Regions from separate parts of the Homo sapiens genome. Here region 1 is linked to region 2. Evidence: read pairs that join two places in POLR2A ChIA-PET (ENCODE). Cell type or tissue: HepG2. All regions are shown on one strand. Each heading gives the region's core, and the rest is flanking DNA. Links, peaks and the distances in the headings are about the cores only. Region 1 has its middle 34 kb from the start of MBNL3. Region 2 has its middle 77 kb from the start of HS6ST2-AS1.

What was found. Peaks named below come from ENCODE experiments on the same cell type or tissue, not always from the same donor. Only the 100,000 strongest peaks of a DNase experiment are listed, where the experiment ranks them.
Region 1: POLR2A ChIA-PET joins it to region 2 with 7 read pairs; 2 of 35 experiments call an interaction of 5 or more read pairs at or near these places.

What each region holds. Positions count from the first base shown.
Region 1 is chrX:132,521,495-132,524,416 of GRCh38, forward strand. No RefSeq gene overlaps it. Among named protein-coding and RNA genes, the nearest start is that of MBNL3, 34 kb to the left of the region's middle. In HepG2, for the core only: no CTCF peak of the experiment used is centred there; no DNase peak of the experiment used is centred there.
Region 2 is chrX:132,589,076-132,591,997 of GRCh38, forward strand. No RefSeq gene overlaps it. Among named protein-coding and RNA genes, the nearest start is that of HS6ST2-AS1, 77 kb to the right of the region's middle. In HepG2, for the core only: no CTCF peak of the experiment used is centred there; a DNase peak (open chromatin) is centred at 1,576.

The DNA.
Region 1 (2,922 bases), core at 144-2,643, 68 kb before region 2:
AGTCTCGCTCTGTCGCCCAGGCTGGAGTGCAGTGGCGTGATCTCAGCTCACTGCAAGCTCCGCCTCCCAGGTTCATGCCATTCTCCTGCCTCAGCCTCCCGAGTAGCTGGGACTACAGGTGCCTGCCACCATGCCCGGCTAATTTTTTTGTATTTTTAGTAGAGACTGGGTTTCACCGTGTTAGCCAGAATGGTCTCGATCTCCTGACCTCGTGATCCGCCGTCTCGGCCTCCCAAAGTGCTGGGATTACAGGCGTGAGCCACCGCGCCCAGCATAAACAGATTTTCAACCTTTCACAGCACATAAGAAAGTAATTAGGAAATCTAAACTACCACAACCAAATATATTACCGAGTGCGCACAATTCTGACAGGGAGAGCCAAGGTCAGGGAGAGGTTTTCTTTAAGAAACAATCCTACTGAAAAACAACATGAGAATAGAAGTAATTTTAAGTGTTTAAGACATATTAAATGTATGACTGTGACTCCAAGTTGCCATTTAGTATGCTTTGTATTACAGGATACAAAAACTGCCTCCCTCCAGTCTATGGGATATGAAATTGGTACCCAAGGCAGTGAATGCCTCCTACAATTCAATGTCTCACTATTTTCTCATTGTACCTAATAATAATAACAATAATAATAATTACCAGCAAATGGTTTCACCTCTTAAAACCATTTACTCTTAGCAAATGAATGAAGTAGCATTCCTGTCTTCTTAAAAATGTGTCTAGAGCTACTAAAAAGCTTGCATCTTCAAAATAGTTGATAAAAATTATTCCACATTAATCAGACTTGGTGTCTTTCTTTCCTACGTCATCAGAGGCTAGATGCTCCTCCATTTTAGCTCTCGGTTTTCTGCAGGTAAATCTTTAGTTTCTCGGTTAGCCTATGCAGCCTGTTTGCCCTTTGTTCCCCTTTTCCCTTTTGTTTGCACTTTTTTTCTGAGGATTTATCCTTTCCTGCTGCTTTTTATTTATTTATTTATTTATTTTTGGGCTTTGTTTCAACTTTTGCAGGGGCAGGCTTAACTGAGAACCTCACATCTCCTCTTGGGCTCTTCCTTTGCGTCTAGAGACTTTGCAAAGCTGGGCTGCTGGGCTGTCACTCTTCTCGCCCTCAAATAACCTTTGAACATAGCATTTGGACAATACGACGTTGGGGCTAAAGACAAAAAGAACTCTAAAACAATATTGACCTCTACTTTGTAGGCTTTTATTTCTCAGAGGGGTGGGTGAGCGATACTGAAATTACTTTTTGTGTATCCTAGGATTGACCAAATAAGTAAATATACTGTGGATAAAGGAAGCTAGGTTTCTTATTGTCAGAGAAGGGAGTTATAAATATGGAAGATGAAAAAAAATAGAATAAATCCTGTAGTGTTGGACTGAACTTGGAGGTATTAGTGTGAAATCATGGATTTAAATATAGCCTAGAGATAGATATGTAAATAAATATTGGCGTATATGGATATTATATATATATATTATTTTTTCTTTGCTAGCTGAGAGGGTCTAAAAGCAATGACTCTCAAGAAACAATGGGCACACCTAGCACTCAGATCTTGGTTTCTAAAAACTCAAAGGAATCAAGGCTCCTTGGAGAAATGGATGAATGCAAGGCTGCGGCAGGAAAAGAACGAGATGAATCTGGAATATCCTGCTATGCCAGAAAGTAAGAAACTGTTCAAAGCTTGATGGGGGCATGTCAAAATGAAGCAGGAGGCAGCTTTAAGGGGCACACACTTGGCCAAATCAGGGACAATTTGAGCTTCTTTTTGTTCTTTTCTTTTCTTTTTTTCTTTTTCTTTTTCTTTTTTTTTAAACTGGCTGGAGTGCAGTAGCACAATCATAGCTCACTGCAACCTTGAATTCCTGGGCCCAAGCCATCCTCTCAAATCAACCTCCTGAATAGCACTGGGACTACAGGTGAATACCATTATGCCAGGCTAATTTTTTATTTTTATATTTTTAGAGGCATGGTCTTGCTATGTTGCTGAGGCTTGTCTCAAACTCCTGGCCTCAAGAATCCTCCTACTTTAGCCTCCCAAGTCGCTGGGATTGCAGACATGAGCCACCATGCCCAGCAACAAATTAAGCTTCTAAATAAATGATAGTAAAGGACTTTATCTCATAAAATAAAATAAAAATCCATGAGTCCACACTGATGTAATGAATAAGGAATAAAAGGAGAAGGGGAAGGTCCTTCTTGGAATAGAAAGCCAGCTAATAAATGTAGAAGAAATTATGAAATTAGAAATTTATCATTTGGCAACTATTATAGTAATAATTGTTTCTGGCAAGAATCTACTAAATCTAGTGTGTAGAATTTTGAGGAATAGCAGAATATTTATATAGTTTCAAAATATCCCCCCCATAAGAAGCTTATTAATTACAAAGGGGAAAAATAGCTACTTCACAATGAGAAAACCCTGATAGATATCACTTTAAACAAGGATCAAAATTAACATCACCAGTAGTGGCACCGATGGACATCATGTGCCTCCTGATACGATGCTCAAAGAACCCAATGTCACTTGAGGGTTATTCTTGACAAAAAATGTATAACCTGAATATAATCATGAGTAAGCCTCAGACAAACTAAAACTGAGGGATATGCTACAACTAGTTGATACCGTCAGAAATTTCAGTGTCTTGAAACACAAAGACTGTATTTTAGGTTAAGGGAGACTAACTAAATATGACAATTGAATGTACCACATGTTTCTGTATTTCATTTGCTGTATAAGACATTACTGGGACAATTAGAAAAATCTGAATGAAGTCTGTAGAGTAGATAAATAATATTGCACCAATGGTAATTTATCAGTTTTGATCATTGGACTGTGGTTATGTCAGATAATTTCTTTGTTTACAGAAAATACACACAAAAGTATTTAGGGATAAAAGGGCATCATGTCTATG
Region 2 (2,922 bases), core at 120-2,619:
GTTTCCTTCCTTAAGCCATTAAACACAGGAGGAGGATTGATTTCTCTAATAAGTAGTTCAAAGGTACCAAATTTTCACTGCCTGGGCATTGCTTATCTCAAAACTAATTTGAAATGCAGGCTGGAAACAGCCACTTGTTCCTTCTGCAGTGCCATTGGTCCCATTAAGCCAATCATCTCACTCATTTTTGATCCAGTGGACATTACAGTAAACACGTTTTTTTCCTTCCCACCCAGTAGCCTTGCATGAAGTGCAAGAGAACGGTATTCTCATTTTGAAAGATGGAGAGATTGAAGCAGAAACCGACCCCAACGCAGTGTCTAGATTAGATTGGGAAAAATCAAAACCCTGATTTGATCTGTGTAAAAAGCACTTTAACATCCCTGACCTAATTTCATCCTTACTAATCCCTTTATGAGGCAAGGCAGGGGCAGGTGTCATTTTCTTCAGAGCTGACCTTATCCATGGGAAAAGCAGGCAAGCAACTATTGATGGGACCTGAAGGGTGCCTGAAAACCCCACTGCCAATAGGCCTCCCCCATCTTTGATGGCTCAGGTTCCATCTTGAGCAGTGATTCCTTAGGGCTAAGTTTTGTCTTCCCTATGGGTCTTTCAACATGCAGATACTCTAGTAATGGGTTGCATGACATTGGATATATTTAGCAGGTTACTTCTTCTTTGCTAGGGGAGAGAAGAAGGAGGGGGAAAGCACTGAGAAACAAGGAAAAGGGGATCATTACTCAAAATGTCAAGAACCCGAAAAGAGGTAATTATGGGAGGAGGATGTTTTCAATCAGATTCACCTATTTTCCATGTTGCCTGGAGCAGGCCCTGGTCCCCAAGAGATAAGTGAAGTTGTTAAGGGACTTTGCCATGTTTCTTAGAGATGTATTCAGGAATATGTTCCTCATTAATCACAAAAATATCAACACTGAAGGGAAATAAATTGTCTTAGAATTAAGATATCATCTACCTAAATGACCTTCTCTTTTAAATGTTGACAATTGAAGAAGAATCTAGTATTTCAGTACTAAATCAGTCTGGGTGATATTGAATTACACTCTTAACATAGGGAAGAAGTCCTCTTATTTTCCTCTTTGGTAGAGGAAAACCTTTCTCTCTAACTTCTCCCCACCCTGGGTTAATTTGAAGATTCAGTCCATCTTTGCTTTACAGACTCTTTTCTCTTTATCTCTGTGGCTTGTATTAATACATTCTTTGAAATGAAGAGAAGGTGGTTAGGATCTAACTTTAAAGGTGGTAGATAGAAGTTGGATAGGACCCAACAGAAAAATCTAGACTTATAATCCAGAGCTCAGGCAGGCTCCAGAATGTGGAAAAATCGAAATATGGTTACCTCACTGTGGAATCTACTTTATAGGGGATGTTGACATGGAGATATGAGTCCACATGGCTAGTTCAAAGCAAACTACTAGGCAATGTGTGCTCTTCACAGAGTTCAATGTAGAGCCCAGGGCCCAAAAGTTACATGCAGGGTAACTGGGTGGTCAGGGTCAGACAAGAACTGTCCTTATAGATGAAAGGATGTCACAGGCAGGAAAATGCCTTGCTGCGACCAACAGAGATAAGATTCAAAGCCAAAGATAAGTGGGTAAACAGTCATGTTAGCTGTCTATAGATATTAGTGGCTGGCACCTTGAACCTGAGACACAAATGACAAAAACACAGTGCTTGTGGAGTTGGGTCATAAGGGAACAGCAGGAAGCCACTGACTCAAGACTGATCCACAGGACCACTGAAGACCTGGGTTCTTGGTCCCAGCTGTGCCATGAGCTTATAGTGCAGATGCCAGGAAATTCACTCATTTATAAAATAAAGAGGCTAAGATACATCAGTTGTTTTAACCATGATATGGAACTGGTGTACTGCAATGATCTCTTATCATTTGTCACTCACAGTAAGGAAGTGTTCATGACCTTGGCCACACTCAGGGAAATGTGTCCTGCACAGAATTATCATCTAATGTGTGATTGTCAAGGGAAAAGTTTGATAATTACTAATCTAAAGCACTGTTTCTCCAATTTTAATGTGTGTACAAATCATCTGGGAATTTTGTTAAAAGGAAGATCCAGATTCCGTAGATCTGATAAGGAGCCTGAGGCTCTGCATTTCCAATGAGTTCCAGGTGATGTCGGTGCTGCTGGTCTATGGACCACGCTACGAGCATCAAGGTTCTTACAGGGTGTCTTATCAGCTCTGAAATTCTATGATCCCATGTGTAACTTCTCACTCTCTTCCAATCAGCCCCTCTCCCCACTCTAGGTCAAGATTGGCCCCAGATATGGGGCCTGTAGGAAAATCAGAGTCTCCTGATGAGGCCAAGTAGGAAAATCAGAAACTAAGAAGACTGTTGCCCCATTCTGAACCCATATGCTAACTTCAGTTGCTTGTGTACTGTATGCCAGTAGTCCTGATCTGGGATCTATTATGCTACCAGCTCTTGGCTTTAGTAGAACTCTTTGCCACATCAAATTATGGGCAGGATTGGCAGCAAGATCCTCTCTAGGATTCCATGGCATCTTAGAGTGGGGTAATCCATTTTCATTGGTGAGGTAGGCCCATGAAGACAGAGAAAGAGACACTACTGGGAGGAAGATGTGGTTAATCCATGTGAGACAATTTCCCAAGACTTCTAGAATTAAAATATCCATCTCACTTTTACCTTTTTGCTTTCATGAATAACTACCTTCCACTTTAGATGGTGAATGCTCCTTGTTCATCACTATATACCTACGGCCTAGCACAGTATCTAGCGCAGAGCAGAGTTCAGTAAACATTTGTTGAATGAATGAATGAATGAATGAATGAATGAATGAATCAGTCAAGCAACTGGAGCTGCAGTTTGCTTAAAGGAGACTTCTTGGGGAATTCAGCCAGAGGAGCAACAGAAGTAGCAGGAGC